Regions from separate parts of the Homo sapiens genome. Here all the other regions are linked to region 3. A link is a loop called in an ENCODE intact Hi-C map of the cell type or tissue named here. Cell type or tissue: natural killer cell. All regions are shown on one strand.

The links. Peaks named below come from ENCODE experiments on the same cell type or tissue, not always from the same donor. Only the 100,000 strongest peaks of a DNase experiment are listed, where the experiment ranks them.
Region 1: a loop joins it to region 3, with 3 times the contacts of the local background. A loop is called at or near these places in 7 of 110 quality-filtered maps.
Region 2: it touches region 3 in a loop (6-fold over the local background); 5 of 110 quality-filtered maps call a loop at or near these places.

What each region holds. Positions count from the first base shown.
Region 1 is chr2:191,111,262-191,119,261 of GRCh38, forward strand. All of the region lies in intron 3 of STAT4 (signal transducer and activator of transcription 4), which reads right to left. Among named protein-coding and RNA genes, the nearest start is that of STAT4, 36 kb to the right of the region's middle. In natural killer cell, no CTCF peak of the experiment used is centred here; DNase peaks (open chromatin) are centred at 2,700, 3,370, 4,350 and 4,770; H3K4me3 peaks cover 414 bases; H3K27ac peaks cover 4,597 bases.
Region 2 is chr2:191,202,731-191,210,730 of GRCh38, forward strand. LOC105373804 (a long non-coding RNA gene) reads left to right here. Exons shown (of 4, transcript XR_923707.3): 3 at 1,673-1,769; 4 at 4,444-4,528. Among named protein-coding and RNA genes, the nearest start is that of MYO1B, 39 kb to the right of the region's middle. RefSeq lists an enhancer at 1,871-1,990. In natural killer cell, no CTCF peak of the experiment used is centred here; DNase peaks (open chromatin) are centred at 221, 1,871, 3,981 and 4,251; H3K4me3 peaks cover 2,149 bases; H3K27ac peaks cover 5,333 bases.
Region 3 is chr2:191,047,903-191,055,902 of GRCh38, forward strand. It overlaps STAT4 (signal transducer and activator of transcription 4), which reads right to left. Exons shown (of 24, transcript NM_003151.4): 14 at 6,588-6,632. Among named protein-coding and RNA genes, the nearest start is that of STAT4-AS1, 30 kb to the left of the region's middle. In natural killer cell, CTCF peaks have their summits at 4,445 (motif pointing right) and 4,644; DNase peaks (open chromatin) are centred at 2,179 and 4,419; H3K27ac peaks cover 774 bases.

The DNA.
Region 1 (8,000 bases), 63 kb after region 3:
CCCATTCTTTTTCAATTTAGAGATATAGTTAACATTTTAGGAAGACACGCATAACAAGTTTTAAAGTAAATATAAATTAAGAAGCAGAATATTAACAATTTAAGAATATAATTTGCTTTTTCAGTTCTTGAATATTTCGGAGTATAACTTTTTTTCAAATGATCACAAATAAACAAGCTGTAGTATATCCTTACAATGGAACACTACTCAGTAACAAACAGAAATGAACACTTGATTCATGCAAAAATGTGGATGAATCTTGAAATAATTATGCAGAGTGAAAGAAGCCTGTTAAAAAGAAGTGCATGGGGCCGAGTGTGATGGCTCATGCCTGTAATCCCAACACTTCGGGAGGCTGAGGCATGAAGATCTTTTGAAGCCAGGAGTTAGAGACCAGCCTGGGCAACATAGTAAGACCCTATCTCTATGAAAATTAAAAATAAATAAAAAATTAACCAGGAATGGTGGTGCTCGCCTGTAGTGCCAGCTCTCAAGAGGCTGAGTGGGAGGAGTGCTTGAACCCAGGAGTTTGAGGCTGCAGTGAGCTCTGATTGCATTACTGCATTCAAGCCTGAGCAACAGGGAAAGACCCTATCTGTTAGAAAAAAAGAAAGAAGTGCATACTGTATGATTCTAATTGGATTGAACTCTAGAAAATGCACCCTAATCTATGGTAAACAAGAGCAGATCAACGGCTGCCTGGGGCTGGCAGGCAGAGCACGGAGAGGTAGGAGGGAGGGATTAGGAAGGGACATGAGGAAACTTTCAAGGGTGCTGGATATTTTTATTATCTTGATTGTGATAATGGTTTCATGGGTATACACTTATGTCAAAACTTGTCAGATTGTACACTTTAAATATATATATATTGTATGTCATTATACCTCTGTAAGGTTGTTAGAAATTATCATAAACTACATGTTTTTGGAGAAATAAAAAGACAAAATTTGGAGAAATTACCTACATGTATGTAACATTTGGGGTGTAGACTCTGGATTCAAAGAAAACCAAATCATATCCAAATTGTCTCATTTCCTAGCTATGTGACCTTGGGCAACAGCGTGACCTTTCCAAGCCTCAGTTCCCTCATCTGTAAAATGGAAGAAATAACATTACATACCTGCCAGGACTGTTGTGAGGATATAATGAGGTAATGAAAGTAGCACTGTGTACCAGTGTATCTAGTAGTAAATGGTCATCATTGTTCTAAGCCACATATATGCAAATGGATGAATACATATGGGTATATGTATGCATATATATTTTTTACTAAAACATGCCCTGTGGCACAATCTATATGTAGTATAGGATAGTGATGAAACCAAAAGAAGCAATGAATCAATCTAAGAAAAAAGAAGCTTTTGTTATTACTGTTATTACTTTCCCAAGTACGACCTCATTTTTGACAACTTTGTGAGGTGTTATTATTACTCCATTTCTGCAGTGAGGAACACTGAAGCCTAGGGAGGGGAAGGTCGCCCAGTTACAAATGGTAGATGTGGAAGCAGAACAATGACGCTCTGTCTTCAAGTCTAGAGCTCTTTGGACAAACTACAGAAGGAAAATTCAGGATAATTTCTTGAAAGCAATAATTATTCTGTGACTCAGAATTAAACATACAACGTTCAGTCCTATAATAGAGCAAATATATTAAGAAAAAGAATCTTTTAGCCCTGCACTGTACTACCAGTTCACTTTGCTCCCTAGCAGGAAGGGCATTCCCATAGCTCTCTGCTGTTCTTGCCCATCTGGGAATACTCACACGAGTAGGGCAAGTGGGCCCATCAGTTGTGCTGGTCTAAGCTCCCCATGTCTCATTGCTTTCCTGCCTCTGTGTCTTTGCCTACATGGTGTTGCCCACTTGTAACACCTGCTCACACCTTTGCTTATGAAGATCCTGCCCATACAATTACAGCCAGTGCTGGCAGACATTACTGGTGCCACTCATTCATTTGTTCCACAAATTTGTACTGAACAGCAATTATTGCCAGGCACTGATCTCACTGCTGTGAGTAATCACACCGAACAAGCATTATCTCTCCTATTTTTTCCTTCTTTGCATCTGAACTTGTCTCTTAGTACCTATATTACAGTTGTTCCTTTGATCTTGAGAGCTCCAACAGGGTTATAGTTCAGAGCTTGGGACACAGGAGAAAGCACTTTTTCAAATTTATTGGATTGAAGAGAAGGAAAAGTGCTGAATTTGACAGAATGAAACAGCATTGGATATAAATATGCTCAGAAACTTATACAAGGTAGTCAAACTTGAAGAAGGCTGAATTGGTTTAAGAGATTCAAGGAAACTTTTGGCTTCACAGGGAGATGTAAGAAGGCAATTAGGTACCATTAGGGCCAAATTTGTCTTTTGTCATCATGCGGAAGAAAGATTAAAAAGGTTAAAGATGAAATTTAGAGAGTGTTCCGAGTTGGAGTTTCATCAAAAGGAGCAGGGAAATAGGATAGAGAAAAAATAATTACGGAAACCAGTATAAAGAAAATCTGTGAAAATTCCTTATTTTTTAAAAGTACACTTTTTGTACAGGGAGTACTCCCAAGAGTAGCAGAGAACATTACAGAAATGTTACAGAAATAGAGAAAGTGATTTATATAAAGAACATGTTTTCATATGTATCATTTTTGATATGCCTCTCCCTTCTGCTCAACCACCACAGACAGGAGGTTCCCCTAGAGTTTATGGCTGATCAAATCTGATGTTTAAAATACATTGTTTCTGAAGAAAACTGTGGTCTGATCTAAGATGTGATATACAGGAAGCTGCTGTTATAATTTAATCTGGGCCATAATTGTTTTACAACTTAGGTAACTTTTTAGACTTAGTGTATCTACCTGAATTGTGGTAGAGACAGGAATAATTTTCAGTGAACGTAATGAAAAGCTCAATCCTTAAGTGTTATAGTATTCAATACTCAACTGCTAAAATAATTTTAAAGTTGGCCAAGGCATAAAATTTATAGCCTGAAGTCTTGCCAAAATCACGGTAATGAGACCATAAATCAATAGAATGTCCCTAAAAATAAATTTTGCTGGTTATTTGTTGCATACATATTATTATTAAGGTTCCTTGCATATCTAAAATATTATTTTCCTTATGCATATGGTATATAATAAATGGATACTGTGGTACATTTTGTGTGCAGTATAGAATAGTGGTGAAAGCAAAAGAAGAAACGATATATTTAAAAATAAGCATTTCAGTATCGTTTTTCTTACTGTTCTATTCTCACCTCCTCCGTTAAGTTTAACAGGAAGTCACAACTCTCAGTTGCATAACTTGTGTTTTCCATTCTCTGCATATTTTTCAGCTGAGCACTTATTAGAAATATGAAGTCACTTCAAGTGACAACACCATCATGACACCTCCTATCAAAAGTGACGTCACTTTTGTCTATAATCAAAGCACTGGGGCTCTCCTACCAAATCATTTCACTTGCCATAGGGCTACTGCTGTAGATCATGCTTCTTTACGGGCTGCAGAGCTGGGGGCTGCCTTTGGAGTGGAGAGACAGCAATTACAAACGTTGAAGAGGATGGAGTTCTGCTTTCAGTTCAGCTCAGCAGCCACATAATGTATTGTTGAAGCAGTGGGAAGGTATGTTCCTACCCTCGCAGGCAAAATTTCACAGACTTTTATGTGTTGTCATTATTGCCATTGTTATTTTTTTGTTTCCAGAACTGATGTACTGAATCGCATATTAGTTTATGTGATAAAAAAGGTAAATTTGTTTTTTCCCTCTATATTTGGTATTTTGATTTTTTTTACAACAAGTATGAAAGTGTGTTACTTTTATAAACAGAAAAAAGTATCTGTTTTTCAATTCTACCAACACTTATGGAGGGTCTGCTATATGCCACACACTGTGCTGAGTATTGGGAATCCAAAGTTGAAAGAGATAATTCCACCTCCAGGTCATTTCATCAAAAACCCATTCACCAAGAACCCATTTGTCAAGGTGATTCCTGGTCCTTTGTTCTCAAAAACTCACAAGCTAAAAGAAAACACAGACATGTAAGCAGTCATGAGATGTCTGCTTCATTGGTGATGAACAAAGCTATTGTTCAAGGCTCAGAGAGGAAAATAATTCTTTGGAGGTTAGGAATGGATCCAATGAAATAAAGCAACCTTGGTGTCTCACCCTAGGAGACATAGCTTCATAAGAGGGTTGTGGGTTGGATTCCATCACCCACTTGTCCTTCTGTCTGGTTCATTTGTGCAAGACATAACCTGTCAACCACGCTTCAATGCCTTGGAGAACTCTACTGTTTTGAAAACATCTGCTTTGGTCTTGATGCTATCTTATCAGATTCTGCAAAAGCTGACCAGCCATTTCCGTTGTGTCTCATCAGGTCCTTAGTCACCTATGACAATTGGACCGAATGCTCCTCCCACAAGCAAAATCACCATAGCTTGTTTCCAATGAGAATCTTAGGTTACATTAAGTATCTGGGTGATTCAGCTGGTACCTGACCTCAGTCCTCAGAAATACTGACTTTCTGTCAATGCATAGACAGTGAAGAATAAATTTTGTATTTTCCTGTATATGTTATGCCAGGATTATATTCATCAATAAACTTCAATTTGGGAGGTGGAGAAGAGTCCAAAAATGTACTCTTATTCTAAATACTAGGTCCTCTTTCTGACTATTCAAGTAGGGCTACTTACAGAAGGCCAGATACAACTATATCTATTCTACATTACTGCTTACTTCCTGCAGGAGTAAGGTATTAGTCATATGGTACGTTTGGTTGAAATGAACATTATGACCACAGAAAAAACTTAGAATGTGTTGGATTGTCAGAAAAACTTCATTTGCTTGAATTGTGCTCTGATCATTACATGTAATGCTTTGGTAAGGGCCGTGATGGACAAAGTCAATGGTACTCTTCCATTCCCAATGTGAAGCTAAGATCACATATGTACCCTTTGTTCACTGATGCTGACAAGAGGGAATTGGTTTGATAATACAGTGCTTTTACACCTATGATACGACACCACCTTCTCTGCAGAATCATATCACCTGTACATTTCATCCTAAATTAATGCCCTTGTCAGCTGGTCTTGTGGCTGTGCAATTACTTTGCAAGCTAAAATTTAGATAAAGAAGAATCAGCCTAGTTATAATAAAATAGCCCAAGGAAAGTTGAGAAATGCTAATTCAAGTTAGAAAGAAATACCCGAGTAGCCTAGAAAATAATCTTCTAATAAAATCAGTGTAGATTTACAATAAGTTAAAAGGAATAACCTTATAGATTTAGAATTTTTTTAAAAGCATATTGCATGAAATTTAGACAAAGGTGGCATGCTTTGGGAACAGTCCATCCCACTTAACTTTCTCGGTTAAAGCAGGACACCACTGAAGGCTGCTTGAAGACTCAGCTCCAGTATAATTACTTGCAATTACTTAATTACTGTCCTCTTTGGTTCATCACATACCTCATGGGCAGGAGACACCTCTGTCTTACTGCCTGTTGTATCCCAACATCAGAAGTGTTCCTGGCAGAGAAACTCCCCAACATAACTTGTTGAATGAATAAATGACTGAAAGTAAATTTACTCAAATGTCTCAGAAATGACAAGATGCTTGAGGTGGACAGTAAATAAATCTTTGGGAATCCATCGCTTCCACTAAGAAAGCAACTCAAATATCCCTCCCGTTGGAGTGGCAAAGAATAATGAAATATACGTGAGATCTCCATGTGATTCTTTTTGCATTACTTTGAGCAGAGTCTCAATCTTGGCTACATCTTACAATCACCTGGGGAGCTTTACAAAATCCAATAGGAACAGAATCTCTGGAGTGGGGCTGCGCATGGCTAATTTTCAAATGCGTCATTAGGGATTCTAATAAAGCAGGCAATGTTGAGAACACTGAGTGTGGGGTATTCTTTCCCAAACTTGTCTGATTATTAGAATTACCTGAGCTGCTCAGTCCCACAACAAATCAAAAATGGTATCAAGGGATTTTCATCTTTGCCAGTTTGGAAGATAAAAAGTGCTCTTATTTTAGCAGAGAAATACAAGTTTCTAATAGCTTAAGGCTGTTCTGACTTCAAATTTCAAAGACTTGCCATTGCATCTAATTTAGTGCCAACACAAATGTAATTTATTGCATGATTATCTTCCAGAACATCCTCGGGCATTTCTTCTTGTCCTAAAATAATACTTCTACAACTCCCATTAGACTCTATCTTTATTACTGTAAGTCGATTCTCATCTATCTAAAGTAATTGCAGCATGTGATTAAGTGTCAGGATGAGTTGTTTGGACACTAAGTGCTGTGGGAGTGCAGAGGAGAGAAAACTCGATGTGGATTTTAATGACACATAGAGAAGGACATGGGCTGCAACTTGAAGGATGGTTGGGGGAGTAGGAAATTGCATCCTGGGCAGAGGGCATTGCAAGCAATGAGTAGAGTCCATTCTAAGAATACAAAATACCCACATCCTAAATCCACCATTGCTTATTTTTCTTCCGATGCCTGGATGCATCCCTCCTTTGTGAACTCCCTGAATCCTACCTCTCCGAGCCACATTCCCAAATTCCACCTTTGACCTATTCAGTGAGAATTGGAAATGGGGGCTGGAAATCTACACTTTTAACAAGTTCCCCAAGTGATTTTTGTAATGAAACACAAACTGAGAAGGATGTATCTATCTACACTGTTCAAGAGGAAGATAGATGGGACACAGTATCCTCCAAAGAGAACCAAATGCAACAAACCAATGCTTCTATCAAAATAAATCAGACCTGGCGTTTTTCATCTATCAAACTGGCAAAGATTAAAACACTTTATACCACTCAGGTTGATGATGGGATGAGATTTTACGCACTGCTGGTGGGAATGTGAATTGGCACGTTACTAAAGGACAATTTGGCAATTCTTATAAAAAGCCTTAATATTTTTCACACCCTTTGACATAGCAATTTCACTTTTAGAAATTTATCCTAAGGCTGTGGTCTCAACCTTGGCAGTTTATCAGAATCACTTGTGAAGCTTTATGAACTGCAGATTTCTGGGTCACATTCCTTTGAGATTCTGGGATTGAAGTCTGGGAATCTGTTGAATCTGTTTGTTTGTCTTTTAATACTAATATAATTGGGGCCTATTTTTTAAAAGTTCAAGTAATAGAAAAATCAAAAATTGGTGAGATCTTCATCTTTCACTTCCTCCCTTGATTCCCTGCAGGTAATCATACTAGACATTGTTTTGTGTTTTTTCATTTGATAACATAATATAGTCATTATTCCATTTCAGTGTGTTCAGATATAGTTTTTTAATAGTGCTATAAGTTGCATGGAGATACTTCAATTTATTTAATCAATGTGGACATTTAAGAATAGACTTTTTAAGATCATTTTTGCATTTTTATTATGAATAATAATACAATGATCTTTCTTGAATGTATCCTTTATCTATGTGAGAATTTCTGTAGGATAATTATCTAGAAATGGAATTGCTTTGTCACATTAAACTTGGATTGTTATGATCGTTTTTTGAGTTGGGGTCTCACTCTGTAGACCAGGCTAGAGTGCAGTGGCTTGATCATAGCTCACTGCAACCTCAAACTCTTGGGCTCAGGTGATGCTCCCACCTCAGCTTCTCACGGAGCTGGAAGTAAATGTGCATGCCACCACGCCTGGCTAAGTTTTTCTAATTTTTGTTTTTGGAAATATGAGGTATCACTATGTTGCCCAGGCTGGCCTTGAACTCCTGGCCTCAAGTAATCCTCCTATCTTGGCCTCCCAAAGTGCTGGGATGACAGGTTTGAGCCACGATGCCCAGCCGAACACAACTGGTTTCGATGCACAGAGTTAAGACCTATGGTTCTGACAAAATAATCACAAATATGAAAGAAATTTTAACAACAGGTATGTGTACTTCACCTGTGTATACTGGTGAAAAACTAAAAAATTAATAAACGTCCAATTAGTAGGTGAATTAAAATATGCTAAAAAGGGTCCCGAAAGATGGGACACCCTT
Region 2 (8,000 bases), 150 kb after region 3:
CCTACAGAAATAAAAGAGAATATGGCAGAGGAAGGCATTAAGAATTAAAGTCGGGAAAGTATTCAAGAAGTTACCCAGTTTATTTTTTGAGTTTCAGACAGAAGGGTCTAGCCTGACCCTCATAAGGATCAGATGAGGCAGATGGAGGCACCTCGTCTCTCAACCTAAATTCTTAGTGAAGTCCCTTATGGCTCAGCTGCAAGCCTCCTGCCACAGGACACGCACATTTCCTCTAGTGGGTTTGGGGGTGGAGAGCAGCTGGTATCACTCTCTTCATAATTACCCCGTATACTTAAAGAAGACAATTGAGTCATCCTTTATCCTCTTTTTTTCCAGGAAAACATCCAGTTCCTTAAAACTTACCTCATAGGTTCTGTTTTCCAACACTTTAATCATTGTGTCTTTTGTGTGCCCTGGCCAAGTCCCCTGCTTCCTCTTAGACCTGGACCTGGTCCCTGAACAAGGACCTGACTGTGCTGACAGGAATAGGAAAGCCCCCCTGTTTCCACACTCACTTGTAAGCCAAGAAAGTAGGGAACAGCCATCCCTGGCATTATTCCAGATGTGGGAAACTCTGCTGTCCACAGGGACAGGCAGGAGCATACACAGCATGGGTGAGGATCGTGTCAGAAGGAAGAATGTGCACAGCCTGGCCAAAGAGGCCGGCCCTGCTTGGTTACAGTGGTCTGCTGCCCTGAGGCACATTGTTGCCAGGTCTTCTGATTTTTCTAGAAAAGTTCAAAATCTGGACTTTAAAAGTATCTGCTTTTTTTTTTCCAATGTTGTCTACCCTCTCAAAAATATTTAAACAATCTGTGGGCAAATAAAACATGTCTGGAGGCTGAATCGGGTTCCTGGGCCTCTTAAGAAATTCTATTCTATGGCTGCATAGTATTCCATGGTGTATATGTGCCACATTTTCTTAATCCAGTCTATCATTGTTGGACATTTGGAATACTATGCAGCCATAAGAAATGATGAGTTCATGTCCTTTGTAGGTACATGGATGAAATTGGAAATCATCATTCTCAGTAAACTATCGCAAGAACAAAAAACCAAACACTGCATATTCTCACTCATAGGTGGGAATTGAACAATGAGATCACATGGACACAGGAAGGGGAATATCACACTCTGGGGACTGTTGTGGGGTGGGGGGAGGGGGGAGGGATAGCATTGGGAGATATACCTAATGCTAGATGATGAGTTAGTGGGTGCAGCGCACCAGCATGGCACATGTATACATATGTAACTAACCTGCACAATGTGCACATGTACCCTAAAACTTAAAGTATAATAAAAAAAAAAAAAAAGAAATTCTATTCTAGTTAATGTAGTATAAACAAAGGCCAGTCAGGTGTGGGTGGGAGCCTGGGGACAGGTTAGGAACACAGATAGAAGGGCAACTCATGTTTAGCAAGAAACAACCATAATAATGAACAGCTGTAAACACTCATTTAGATGAGGAAAAAAGAATTATTAATAAAGTATTGAAATAATTACCATTTTAATTCAGTGCCTGGAGTATAGTAAATGTTCAATAAATGTTTGCTAATAAATACCTTGCTTTTTAATATTGTTTTGCCGTTATGAAATACTTTATAATTTCTCTGCTTCCTTAGAACAACCTGAGAGGTAAGACTATTATTCTTCCCATTTTCATTACCTGCAGAGGTCATGCCCCTAGGAGCAGCAGAATGAGAGCTTCAATCCGCATGCTTGATTCACTATTTCTCCCTCTTGGATCTTGTCTTCCCAAAACCTTACAGGTGGGTATCAGTGGACACCTGGGTATGTAATGTGATCTGAGAGCCCACCCTCCCCTCTTTCCTACAAAGAACCACTTCTCACACGTAGTTAAAAAACAAAAACAAAACTGAAAGCAAATAAAAGGATCATGAAAATTAGGAATTCCCCTCTACTCTCCTCCAGCCACCAAGCTCTACAGGAACTCTCTAAAGACAATCCCCTTTTACTTTTCTTTATTATTATTATTTGTACAGACAGGGTCTTGCTCTGTCGCCCAGGCTACAGTACAGTAGCACGATCATAGCTCATTGGAACCTCAAACTCAGGGACTCAAGGATCTTCCCACCTCAGCCTGCCAAGTAGCTGGGACTACAGGTGCTCACCACCACACCTGGCTAATTTTTTAATTTTTTGTGGAGACGAGGTCTCACTATGTTGCCCAGGCTGGTCTCAAACTCCTGGGCTAAAGTGATTCCCACAACCTTGTCCTCCTAAAGTTCTGGGATTACAAGCATGAGCCACCACACCCAGTAAAGACAACTCTTATAATCAGCCTGTGTAAATGTATAGGTATTTTATGGGGTGTATGTATGTGTTTCTGTGTGTGTGTTGGTACATAAACGGTAAGATTTTATAATTTATTTTTTTTCTTTTTTTCTTTTTCTTTTTTTTTTTTTTTTTGAGACGGAGTTTTGCTCTTGTCACCCAAGCTAGAGTGCAATGGTGCGATCTCAGCTCACTGCAACATCCGCCTCCCAGGTTCAAGCAATTCTACTGCCTCAGCCTCCTGAGTAGCTGGGATTACAGGTGCCCACTGCCATGCCCAGCTAATTTTCATATTTTTAGTAGAGACAGGGTTTCACCATGTTGGCCAGGCTGGTCTCAAACTCCTGACCTCCTCTGAAACATGTGCTGTGTCCACTCAGGGTTAAATGGATTAAGGGCGGTGCAAGATGTTTTTGTTAAACAGATGCTTGAAGGCAGCTTGCTCGTTAAGAGTCATCACCACTCCCTAATCTCAAGTACCCAGGGACACAAACACTGCAGAAGGCCGCAGGGTCCTCTACCTAGGAAAACCAGAGACCTTTGTTCACTTGTTTATCTGCTGACCTTCCCTCCACTATTGTCCTATGACCCTGCCAAATCCCCCTCTGCGAGAAACACCCAAGAATGATCAAAAAAAAAAAAAAAAAAAAAAAAAAAAACTCCTGACCTCAGGTGATCCGCCTGCTTCAGCCTCCCAAAGTGCTGGGATTACAGGCGTGAGCCACCGCACCCGGTCTCTTTGCTTTCTTTTAAGTTAAGACTGTAATTGGAATAACTTTCCACATCAATACATATGGAACTGCCTTCTTTTTAACCAAATCCTTGATGGATTTAGGTTTTAGTCTTTTATTAATAATGTTTCAGTGAATAACCCTCACTGTGCATCATTTCACACATGTGGAAGTAAATCTATGGAATACAGTTAGAATTACTAGATTCAAGGATGTGCAGGTTTTTAGTTTTTAAAAACTAAATTGCCAAATTGCCCTTCATAAAGCCCACATTATACCCTCACAATCAATGTATAGAGTGCTATCATCCTATTTCATAAAAACTTTACTTTTCGGTTTATTCATCCACCTCCACGCTCACACACTCAATAGCCCCAAACTGTTCAGCTTCTGAAATGCAAAATTCAAACGTACACCTCGTCCATAACTTTTATCCAACTACTCCCATTACACCCCCACGCCTTCCCCAGTAGTTGGTTGCTGCATTCCCTTCCTCTTCCCATCACACCTAGCTCTGTGATCTGTCACTTCATCCTGAATCAGGCCAACCATTGCCACCTCCAAGCCAACATCCTAGCTACCAAGTGCTCCTAGAGAGAAATTACTCCACCTGGGCTGCTCCAAATTCATATTCCCCAACCTCACCTGGGCCCTCCGCACTGCTCCTTGTGATCAATGCTCCCTTCCCCGGAAGAGTTTTCAAAGCTTTCCATTCTCCTCGGAACTCCCTCCCCACCAACGGATAGCCACCCTTCCAGCTTCCTCGGGGAAATGATAATCCCATTTTTCTTCCCCCTCTCCTCCACTCTTCCTCTCTCCCTTCTCCTTTCCCTTATCATTTAAGCCTCTTCTAGCCTCTGTCATCTAAAAAGCCTCTCTCTTGACTCTGCTCTACCTCTTCCTGTCACTCTCTCGCCTCTCGCCCTGTTCACGGCCTCACTTCCTGTGAGAGAATCCACGCCGTGATTATTCCACCCCATCTCACATTAGTCTCCAAACCTCTGAAGTCTGACTTCAACCATCACAATTAAACTTGCTCTCGTATGCACCCAGTAAGCTGACAGTAATTACTGTCAACCTTCTGCCACTTGACCTCGCTGCAGCATTGGACACTCTTCCATCCTCCTTCATGAAACGGCCTTTTGTTCCTTTAGCTTCTGGCGCCTCATCTCTTGCCACTCACCACCTCCTGTCTGTGCTGCAGCCTTATTCAGCTCTTGACACTTCCTCATGTGGTGGATGGGGTGTTGACTCCTCAACTCTCCGAGTGATTAGTCTAAACCAAACATAGTGATCTCACTCCCCTAGCTAGCAATTTGATCCGGAAGAAGTATGTGACCCAAGCCTGGCCAATAAGACATGAGAAGTTGTCTGCTTGGGATCAAAAGAGATTTTTTTATTATTATTATTCCTAAAGGGTCATGTGGGAAAGACAATATATCTTCTTATGCCGAGGATGGAGCAGAACACAGGGAGGAGGGAAGAGCCAGGACAACACAGAGCAGAGGAGCTCAGCCATGTGGACTCTGCCTGAGGCCACACTGCAGAGGACCTCTTGTTATGTAAGATCCTAAATTGGCTCATGGCTTAGCCAGCTTGAGTGAGGCTTTATTTGCTTGAAGGCATTTGAACCTATACACCATATTCACCTCTCCATTTGTATGTGTTGTTTCTTCTGCCTGGAACCTTTTTACGACCATTTATCTCCTCTTTCCTACTCATCCATGAAGCCTCAACTCAGGCATACTTCTACCAGGGGGCCATCTATGGTCCCTCAAGAGAAGGCATCTTTCCTTTGTGCTCCTATAGTACTGCGTGAGAACAGAAGTATAATAACTTACTTGGGCCAGTGTGGTGGCTCATGTGGGTAATCCCAGCACTTTGAGAAGCCAAGGTGGGGGAGAACTACTTGAGACTAGGAGTTCGAGACTAGCCTGGGCAACAAAGCGAGATGCCCCCCAACCCTGTGCATTTCTATACAAAGTAAAAAGAAAAAAAAATAGCCTAGCACAGTGGTGTGCACCTATAGTTCCAGCTACTTGGGAGGCTGGGGTAGGAGGATTCTTTGAGCCTATAAGTTGGAGGCTGCAGTGAGCTATGATTGTGCTACTGCACTCCAGCCTGGGTGACAGAGCAAGATACTGTCTCAAGAAAAAAAAAATTACTTGAATATAACTCCCACTAGACTGTAATTCTTTGAGGAGGAAGATGACTTTTAGCACCCAACACAGTGCCTGGCACATAGTAATTGCTCATTAAATATCTGCTAAAAGAATAAATATTACTTTCATTGATCTAACCATCACTTTTTATGGTAATAACAATATTGGCAAAGACTCATGGAAATGAGCACTTCCCACACTCATAGCTGATGGTAGAATTTTTCTAAATTGCAACTTGACAATATGTTTTAGAGTACAAAAAAAAGTATGCCAGAATGCCACTTCTAAGAATTTATCATTACAAAATAATCAAGATTTATTTATATATATGTGCAGGACTGTCTTGTTCTTAATGGCGAAGCATCAAAAGCAATCTACAACAGTAGAGTGGACTGGTTAAATGAATTCTAGTATATCCAAATACTGCAATACTATGCAGCCAACATTTTGTGTTTCTGAAAAATATTTAATCATTTGGGAAAATATTTACATTATATCATTAAGTGAAAAAGCATGTAACAAAAGCTATAACCAAGTGTGGTTCCTATTTTTAAAATGTACATGAACAAAGAAGACTAAAGTAAGGAAGAGTGGCTGACACCTGTAACCTCAGTTCTTTTGGAGGCTGAGGTGAGAGGATCACTTGAACCTAGGAGTTTGAGACCAGACTGGGCAACATAGTAAGACCCTATCTCAACAACAACAAGAACAACAGCACAATCAGCCAGGCATTGTAGTGCGTGCCTATAGTCCCACCTACTAGGGAGGCTGAGGTAGGAGGATAGCTTGAGCCTGGGAGGTCAAGGCTTCAGTGAGCCATGACTGTGTCACTGCACTCCAGCTTTGGTGACAGAGCAAGACTCTATCTGTGAAAAAGAAAGAATGAAAGAAAAAGACTAGAAACTGTGCACTAATATTTCCATAGTGGTTGTCTGAATGGTAGGATTGTAATTTTAATTTCTTCTTCATGCTTTTCTAAATTGTCAATAATAAATATGTATTTTTAAAAGCTGTTAATATTAAGAATAGAAAAGAAAGGTGAGAAGAAGGAAGGAAGAACAGAGAGAGGTGAGAAGAGAGGAGAGAAAGAATAAGATGGGACTCTGAATCAGGATAATTGAGTTTTAATCCTAGCTTTACCATTAAGAGGCCATCCAGTTCAGGCTAAGTCATTTAGTCTTTATCCCTCATATCTCACTCAGCAAATGGGAATAATAATATTTACCCTACCTTATGGAATTTTTTTCAATACAAAAAAGTATATGAAGGGGCTTTGAAAAAAATGTATATATTTTGTAATATCAGATGGCATTTTTATTCACACAGATACTGTTTAATCACAGCTACCCTTTCTATAATTTAAGCCCTTAAACACATTTTTTATCTAAATATGAAATCTAATCCATTATTTCCTATGTGGTTTTCCAAGCATTTGAGAGATGTCAAGAGTTTCATTCAGTCAATAAAGGTGTCTGTTTTATTGAAACAAAAAAATAAAAATTTCTTCCACTTACCAAAATGTCTGTAATCCCCATCTTCCTCATTCCTTTAAGTTGAAATACTGATTGTTGCATGCCAAAATAAAAAGTTATATAAAAACTGGAGCATTTCTTTCATGCTTTACATTCTGTAAGATAAAACATGTGACCAGTGGTTTGTAAAGAGAATAGAGAAGATGCCTTGAAGAGCTAAGTCATAGATCACCACTTTGGGGAAAAGTACTTTCCATTTCAACGAGAGAATCTGAATATCCAGAGGTTATCTTACAACCTCAGGTACTTGGAATTACACAACTTAATAGCATTTAATATTCTCTATGGGTTAGCCTCAAACTGCTGTTATAAGATTATTATGTAAAACACATACTACCCTTCAGCCAAACTGGAATACATTAGACTCTTATTGCTTGAAAATATAACATTTATTTTGTATTTTTGCCAATCAAATAGGTATAAAATGGTATCTTATTGCATTCTTGATTGGTATTTCTCTCATCACTAATGATACTAAACATATGTTTGTATGTTTGTATTTGTTTCCTTTTCTGATAAATGTCTTTTATTATCATTTCTTTTTCTTATTTTGTGTATTTTTTCTTGTCGATTGGTAGAATCTATGTATTCTTGATACTAATAATGTGTCTATTGCAAGTATCTTTTCTCAATTTGACATTTTTCTTTTTATTTTAAGATATCTTTTGATAAACAAAATATATTAATTTTAATACAACTGATCAATGTTTGTAGCAGACATTTTTGAATAATCTTGCATATCTTTCCCTATCCTAAGGACTAAATCATATTTATTTATATTTTCTAATATGAATTTTAAGGTTTTATTTTTCAAATTTAAGTCCTTAATCCATCTTGAGTTGATTTTTGTATGTGGTAAGAGTAGGAATATAATATCACTTTTTTGCATATTTTTATTTTCCTACTGACCTGATATACTACTTCTGCCATCATCAAATTTTGATTCACGTGGAGGGATGTTTCTAGGCTCTTTATTCCACTGGTTAATTTGTCTGTCCCTTCACAAATACAAACTTATCTTAGTAACTGTAGCCTTATAATATAATCCTTATATCATTTTTTTAGGCACCTTAGGGTTTTCTATGCAGACAGTTATTGTGCATGTGTGTTTTACCATCTTCCTTTGATATTCTGTAGCCCTCTGATTTTCTTTTCTTCCCTTATTACATTGGCTAGGACCTCCATTATGATATTAATTAGAAATGGTAACAATGGACACCTTTACCTTGTTTCCAATCTTAGTGGGAAAGTATTCAGTTTTTCACCATTATGAATGATGT
Region 3 (8,000 bases):
TGATCTGCCTGTCTCGGACTCCCAAAGTGCTGGGATTACAGGCATGAGCCAACACGCCTGGTCTATAGTTTAATTTCTATGAATAAATATACATACGATAATTCAGTACTGATAGCTTCCTCAGCTCTTTGAGTTATGGAACCTGTGTGTTCACCACCAAATATCAGGGTCTTAAAAGTGTGAGAAACCAGGATTCCACAGACAGAGCAATGACACTCAGTGTTGTCCATTACCTTTGGAAAAAGACTTTACGCTTTATATAATACTTTACTGAACTGAAATGTGGGTGGTGAGAGGGTGATTATTTTCTCAGTGATTCAAAATAATGTCTAATGTTTACTTTAAATCTCTGATGCAATTGTGAGGCACATTTAGAACAAAATCCAGCAAGGAAGCTGACATACTATACACAAGACTGGAGGAAAGACGCTCTGACCAAATAAAGCATTATTAATTTTCACAGCTTGCATGACTGTCATAGTCTTCATTATTTCATCAGTGTAGTCTAAGCTAGAACACTATTCAGTCTCACATTCGCAGGTTCCATTCCTCACAGAATGGAAAAACATCATAGATAAGATGCACCATTAGGGCCGGGCACAGTGGCTCACGCCTGTAATCCCAGCACTTTGGGAGGTTGAGGTGGGTGGATCATCTGAGGTCAGGAGTTCAAGACCAGCCTGGCCAACATGGTGAAACCCCGTCTCTACCAAAAAAAAAAAAAATGCAAACAATTAGCTGGGCATGGTGGCGGGCGCTTGTAGTCCCAGCTACTCAGGAGGCTGAGGCAGGAGAATTGCTTGAACCCTGGAGGCGGAGGTTGCAGTGAGCTGAGATCACGCCGCTGCACTCCAGCCTGGGCAACAAGAGTGAGAAACTCCATCTCAAAAAAAAAAAAAAAAAAAAAAAAAAAAAAGATGCACCATTAATGTTTGTATCAAAGCCATCCTAATCATCCAAGATGATTACAGATACAAAATATCCATATTAATGATATTTACATTATATGGTACATCACATTATATGACACTGAATATAATAGCTGGATTGACTGTATTGTACTTCTAAAGAAAAATACCCATTGGAAAATCTGCTAAGAAACTAGAAAACTGGACAACCAACTTAACCAGGGCTTCACTTGGAAAAAAAAAATACAATCCGATGAAAGGTAGGTCTAGATGTCACCATAGTCTTCTCTGTCTCCTCTGCTCAGTGTCTAATAATACACCTTAGAAACCAAGAATATATTAACAAATGGTAATAGCTTTTTTTTTTTTTTTTTTTTTTTGAGAGATGGAGTCTCGCTCTGTCACCCAGGCTGGAGTGCAGTGGCGAAATTTCAGCTCACTGCAAGCTCTGCCTCCCGGGTTCATGCCATTCTCTTGCCTCAGCCTCCTGAGTAGCTGGGACTACAGGCAACCCGCCACCACTCCTGGCTAATTTTTTGTATTTTTTAGTAGAGACGGGGTTTCACTGTGTTAGCCAGGATGGTCTCACTCTCCTGACCTCGTGATCTGCCCACCTCGGCCTCCCAAAGTGCTGGGATTACAGGCGTGAGCCACCATGCCTGGCCAACAAATGGTAATAGCTTTTAACTTGACAGAAACCTCTGCTAAGAAAAATATGACTGGGATATAGGGTGATTTTCATCCAAATTTCTTGGTCATCTCTTAACAATCCATAATTTATTGTAATGTCCCCCATGGAAAACTATGTGGAATAGAAACAATTAAAATAACCCTTTCATTTAGTGAATATTTATTGAGCATCTATTATGTGCTAGACAGTGGGTTAGATCCTGGGAAACAATAAGAAGAGAGGGAAACAGTGGTCTAATCACATGAGAGATAGCCTTTAATCACAGAATCACAGAATCAGAAGAGAGGAATGTAAAATGACAGCACTGCTTAGCTCATAAAGCCCTCTGCTGCATTCTACAAAGTCTAAGGTTTTAGTAATATTTTTGTACAATTTCTCCCTCAAAAAAGTGTTGCAACTCTTTAAATTAGTTCAGCGAGAAATCAACTTGCTGTGCAAATGCTTGGGCTAGCTGGGGTGTGAGTAGCGCGTCTGTGTTTGAGAACACTGAACCTTGAAAGAACATCTGTTTGGCTATTTTGTTAAATGAAACTCAAGTCACCCAGGCTTTACTAATAGCTTCATTGTGCTTCATGACTTTCCACCACATAAACAAAATTACCTAACACCTCAGTCTGTGGCTAAAACTGTCATTTATCAGTTAAAGCCCACTGACAAAGAGCAAACTGGAGAAACTGCAATTCCAGCTTCTCTATTCAAACAGTTTTCACATTTCAATAATCACTCTCTAGCTGGCTCCCTGCTAGATAAGTACCTCCAGGGAAAGGTTGCTTCCTGGGAATGTTTATTTTACAGGAACAGATTGATGGCCTCAAAGTCTGGCCACTTTCTAGGTGATGAAATTGTTTATTCACATTGACTCTTCCCAGGAGAGAATAGAGTGGAGAGAAAGGCAGTGATTGCTAAAGTTGATTTTATGATAGCGTGTCTACAGATTCCTCAAGGAATGTTGTGAAATTCCAAAGCAAATTCTTAAAGTTAAATTCATTTTTAAAAATCTAAAGCTCCTACCCTATGTTGCACTTCTGAGGATTAAAGAATCTTAGTCAAAGGGACTTCAGAGATTGTCTAGTCCAATGAGTCCAAATGTTTTTTTTTTTTGACCTTGGTACATATTCTTGAAAGTAAACTTCCCACCAGAGTTTCCATCTGTAAATATATAAAATAAAGCTGCCTTGATAGAAACAGGCATGAGGGAGCCAGAGCTCCACATTTCCCCAACCCCCAGGGCAAATGGGGTTCCTGAGGTACCTCTTTGGCATCTCTGGGTTTTCTGGGAAGAAAATGGGTCTTGTGCAACTTCTTCCTTTCACCCAATCCTAAAGCCAGGAGCCCCTGTACGTCCTGACAGCTCAGCTCTTCTTGGGTAATCTCAAACAGTCACAGGGTGCTGCAAATCTAGGGAGGTCTGGAATGGCAACTTAGTGAAACTATCATTTATGACATCTTTGTCCATTGTCAATCATTTAATAACTATCTGATACAAAGTCTTACAACCAAAAAGTAGAATGGAGCGACCCAAAATTGTGTGTGTGCGTGTGGGTGTGTGTGTGATGGAGGTGAAGAGCATTGGAGTGGTAGCAGGAATTCCAGACATGAAATCCCATAAAGGGGCATACACAAATGGTGACCTGAGGTTTCAAGGAACTGGAGCTGGAAGAGGGAAGTGCCAGGGTCCCCTGAAAGGGACCACATCTCCAGCAGAGCACTTGACAGGTGAGCAGAGAAGGAGAAAGATCAGCAGTTGTCTGAAGTTAGGTATCACGTTTTAGAGCCCAGTTTTCCCATCTGTGTAGACACCTGCTCCCTCGAGAGGAGGCTGATCTGTAAATGCCATCACCAACATCTACACAGCCCACCACCACTGACTCACACACAGCTCATTCAGTCCTCACAACAACCCTTAGAAGTGTAGGTTAACATTAGCACCATTTTGTAGATAAGGAAATTGGGAGTTAGAGAGGCTAAGTGGCTTGTGCAAGCTCAGATTGCCTGAAGAGGCAAAAACCAACACTGCTAACTCCACTATGCCACTGAGGCACGACACAAGTGCAAAAGGAGACACAGTAGACAAGAGAGGTCAACAACATTTTCTGAGGAAGCATTATTTTAAATTATGGTGTGAGACAGACATGATTTCGGAGCAGGTGGGTGAGGTGCAGACACTCTGTGAGATAGATGGGGTGAGGTGACGGGGCAGTAGGAGTGCCAACCAGCTCGCCTCTCCCAGGGAAGGTTCTGCGACCCAGAGGCAGCATAGCAGAGGGGCCAGGAGCAGGGACACGGGATCAGACTGCCACGGTTTTATCTTGGCCCTGCCATCAACTGCCCCCACTATCTTGAGTAAGCTGTGTGACCACTCTGTGCCTCAGTTTCCATAACTGAAATAAGTATGAAGCTAATAGTACCTACTTCACAGTCTTGTTGCAAGAGTTACAGAAATCAGTATTAGTGAAGCTCTTAGTGTCCAGTATATAGTAAATGCCACACGAGGATTGTTGAAGACATTCTTAGCAGGCTACAGGTGCTCACAGATAAGCAATAGCAACTTTTTGAAACTTGAAAACGAGGTTACGATATTCTAGCTTCCTGTTTTCCTGTAATTTGTGACCACAATCCCTGGCCTCATGACTTTATGAACTTCACTTTATTGCCCGTTCTTTCCTCACTCTTTCCTAACCTTTGTGTGATCATCCCTACTGAATGGCCAAGCCCCTGATTCCCGGTTTATCTTCCTTCATGTACTTCATGACTAGTCAACTGTTACTGCTGCACACAAGACACGGTTCAATCTGTGGTTTGTTTTTAAATGTACCTAGGAGTCATACTAAAATTCTGCCAACAGGTGGAGCTCAAAGAATAGCTTAAAATAAAATTAACCCGATTCGGCAAACCTGGAAAAAAAGGGAAGAAATAAAATCATTCTGATACGACTGTATGATTTTGCTATTCATCAGAAAATAAGAGGAAATAAATTGAAGGCAATATAAGTAGACAGTGTTAATAACACAGTGGTTGGTTTTTCTACAGTGGAAGATGATTTACCTAGATTTCCGTCTCTAGGGAAATTCAAGTGAAGATTTTCATTTTACATTCATAAAGATGACAATATACTACAAGAGTTGAGCTATTTGGATTTATTTGATTTGCTTTACTTAAGACAAGTTCAGGATAATGATGCTTAGTCTGTTCAGATTCATAAATAATACTCAAGATGTCAAACTGAATGAAATGTTGCAACTCTAGCCAGAATTCCAAGGAGATGTGTGAAATGAGCTTTTATTTAAAATGTGCCAATGTTTAACTAGGAAGTTTAGAAAACCTTTATGGGTTTCTATAAGCTGGGAAGAATATCTTCCACTCAATCGTTTTACTAGAATCTCCTTAAACCCCAAAACTCTGCTCCTGTGATTTCTTTGACTGCAGAGACCTGCTTAGGGAGCTGTGCCCTGAGCAGCGATTCTACCCTGGAAGACTGAGCTCATCTTTGGTGAGGCTATGATGTTTGGCAAATGATCTTTAAGACACAATTAAGGGAATGAAGAATTCTTGGAGGGCAAAATGGTAGGGCATTAAATCTTTTGTGATGGATCTTTATGGTTTTGTGAGGTGTGATAAATTGGATGTCATTGGATGCTGGATTTATAAAGTGCTTTTCCTCCAAACAATTCAAAGATCTTTTTCATGGGAGCTGTGACTATAAAGCCAAGAGTTTGGATCCATATGAACCACCCCAGAAATAAACCTCACTGCTTCAAAACTGCATCACGTAGGTGGTTTTACACCTGCAGCACCTCTGAGCACGGGCTGTTGAGCATGACTATCCTGCTCTCTTAGAGGAAAAAAATGCAGTATTTCCTCATCAGTTCATTTGCCAAACGTCACATTTTCAGGCCCTGGCAGAGCATGTACTCAAACCCAGGTTTTCTAGTTCCAAATATATAGGTCATTGACTTATGCCTTAGTTTCGAGGTCAGCTCAATAGATGTTCTCCAAGGTCATGTCCAGTTCATGATTTGACTACTCTATCATCAACTCAACGGAGTACTCAGACTGCATCAGTTTGTTCTTTCATTCAATTTGTCTAGTGAAATGCAAACATTAGAGAGCGAGGTAATTGATATCTCAAAATAATAGGGTTGTTTTTTACCCCACATATCATAATTTTTCAGCCTGACTTCATATATGTGAGAAAATGAGTGAACAAAAATGAAGAATGACAAAGATATTTCTTGATAATGGACTGACTAAAGAAACTATGGCACACCTATAAAATGTAATGTAATGCAAGCAATGTAAATCATGTTCTCCAAGAGTATTTAAAATTATGGAAAACTGTTCTCCGGGCTGGGCACGGTGGCTCACGCCTATAATCCCAGCATTTTGGGAGACAAGGTGGGTGGATCACTTGAGCCAAGGGGTTCAAGACCAGCCTGGGAAACATGGTGGGACTCTGTCTCTACGAAAAATACAAAAACTAGCCAGGTATGGTGGCACATGCCTATAGTCCCAGCTACTTGCAAGGCTGAGGTGGGAGGTTCACTTGAGCCTGGGAGGCGAAAGCTGCAGTGAACCAAGATCTCACCGCTGCACTCCAGCCTGGGCAACAGAGTGAGACCCTTCTCAAAAAAAAAAAAAAAAAGAAAGAAAAAAAAGATACATTGCTATGTGAAAAAAGCAGGCTATGAAGCAATGAGTATCATATATTTTTAAAGTAATATATAGATAAATAAAAGACTGGAATGATGTATACCAAGATGTTAATAGTTATTTTCTTTGGAGGGTGTTGATAACATATAATATGTTATTTTCATTTTCTCTTTTTGAAAAACTTCCTCATATTGTCTGCAATTATCAAGCTTTACATCTATAATGAGAAAAACATGAATTTGATTTTATATGAAGTCAAGCAGTTTAAAAGCTTTGTAAAAATAAGATATTATAAGATCTGTTTCCAGAAAAATTCTATAGGAGAAAACATTTCCTACCTCATTTCCTTTACCTCCAGCACTGGACTTCATTTCCTTTGGTTGCTTTGTAAAAGAAAACAACAATATTTAGATGGAAAAGCATTATCAGCTACATATTAAGTTGGTCGTACCTGTTGCGGTCATTTTCTTGGCCACAGTTTTGACTTCTAGAACAGCAACATATTTTCAAACTCATTGAAACCTGACACAACTGCCCAGATTTGACAGAGAGGAGTTTCCTGTCTCACCCCATGGGATGCCACTTTAGAAACTTGGAGTTGGCATATCACTAAGACTTTAGCTTTCAGTCAACATTTTCGAAAAAGGAAATCATGCTGGGAACTTTCAGAATCTATACAGCACTCCTTGGCGCCTGGAAAGCATCATTTTAGCTAAGCTGTAGGTGATGATTCCCAATCCCTGAGAAACCAAGTCTAACGAAGACTAGAAAAATAAACTACAGGGCAGTGTGTACCATATAGCATAGTAAGCTATTAAATGACATTACAGGGGAAGAAGACTTACTGACACAAAATAAATGTGCATTGATGTAGATTACTGAATGAAAAAAAGAGGCAGAAAACAAATTTTATAGTGTGTATTATTTGATCCCACTTTTAAAATACATATATAATTATTTTAGAAAAAAGAATGAAATTATAAAAATGAAGAAGTTAATAGCGTTGCAAAGTGGTGGAATTATAGGTGACAATTTTTAAAATTTTTCTTTTTTTTCTTTTTTTTTGAGATGGAGTCTGGTTCTGTCACCCAGGCTGGAGTGCAGTGGCACAATCTCGGCTCACTGCAAGCTCCACCTCCAGGGTTCATGCCATTTTCCTGCCTCAGCCTCCAGAGTATCTGGGACTACAGGCGCCCACCACCAAGCCTGGCTAATTTTTTTTTTTTTTTTTTTTTTTTTTTGTATTTTTAGTAGAGACGGGGTTTCACTGTGTTAGCCAGGATGGTCTCGATCTCCTGACTTCGTGATCCACCCGCCTCGGCCTCCCAAAGTGCTGGGATTACAGGCGTGAGCCACTGCGCCAGGCTAATTTTCTGTATTTTTAGTAGAGACGGGATTTCACCGTGTTAGCCAGGATGCTCTTGATCTCTTGACCCTGTGATCCACCCTCCTCGGCCTCCCAAAGTGTTGGGATTACAGGCGTGAGCCACCACGCCCAGCTGATTTTTATTTTCTATATTTATTTTTGTATTAAAAAGCAAAGTTATTATGCAGAAGATAACCAATGTGAAAACGCTTTGCAAGAGCAAAAGACCACTGTAAAAACTGAGGTTTTGTTATTTTATATATTGTACCTGCTGAAATAAAGACCTAACTGATTTTTGGTGTGTTCCTTGTTCTTCCTTTTCCATGTGACTTTTTTGGGAGACAGACATTTCTAAGTTAAGGGCTCTTCCTACTTTACTTATTAC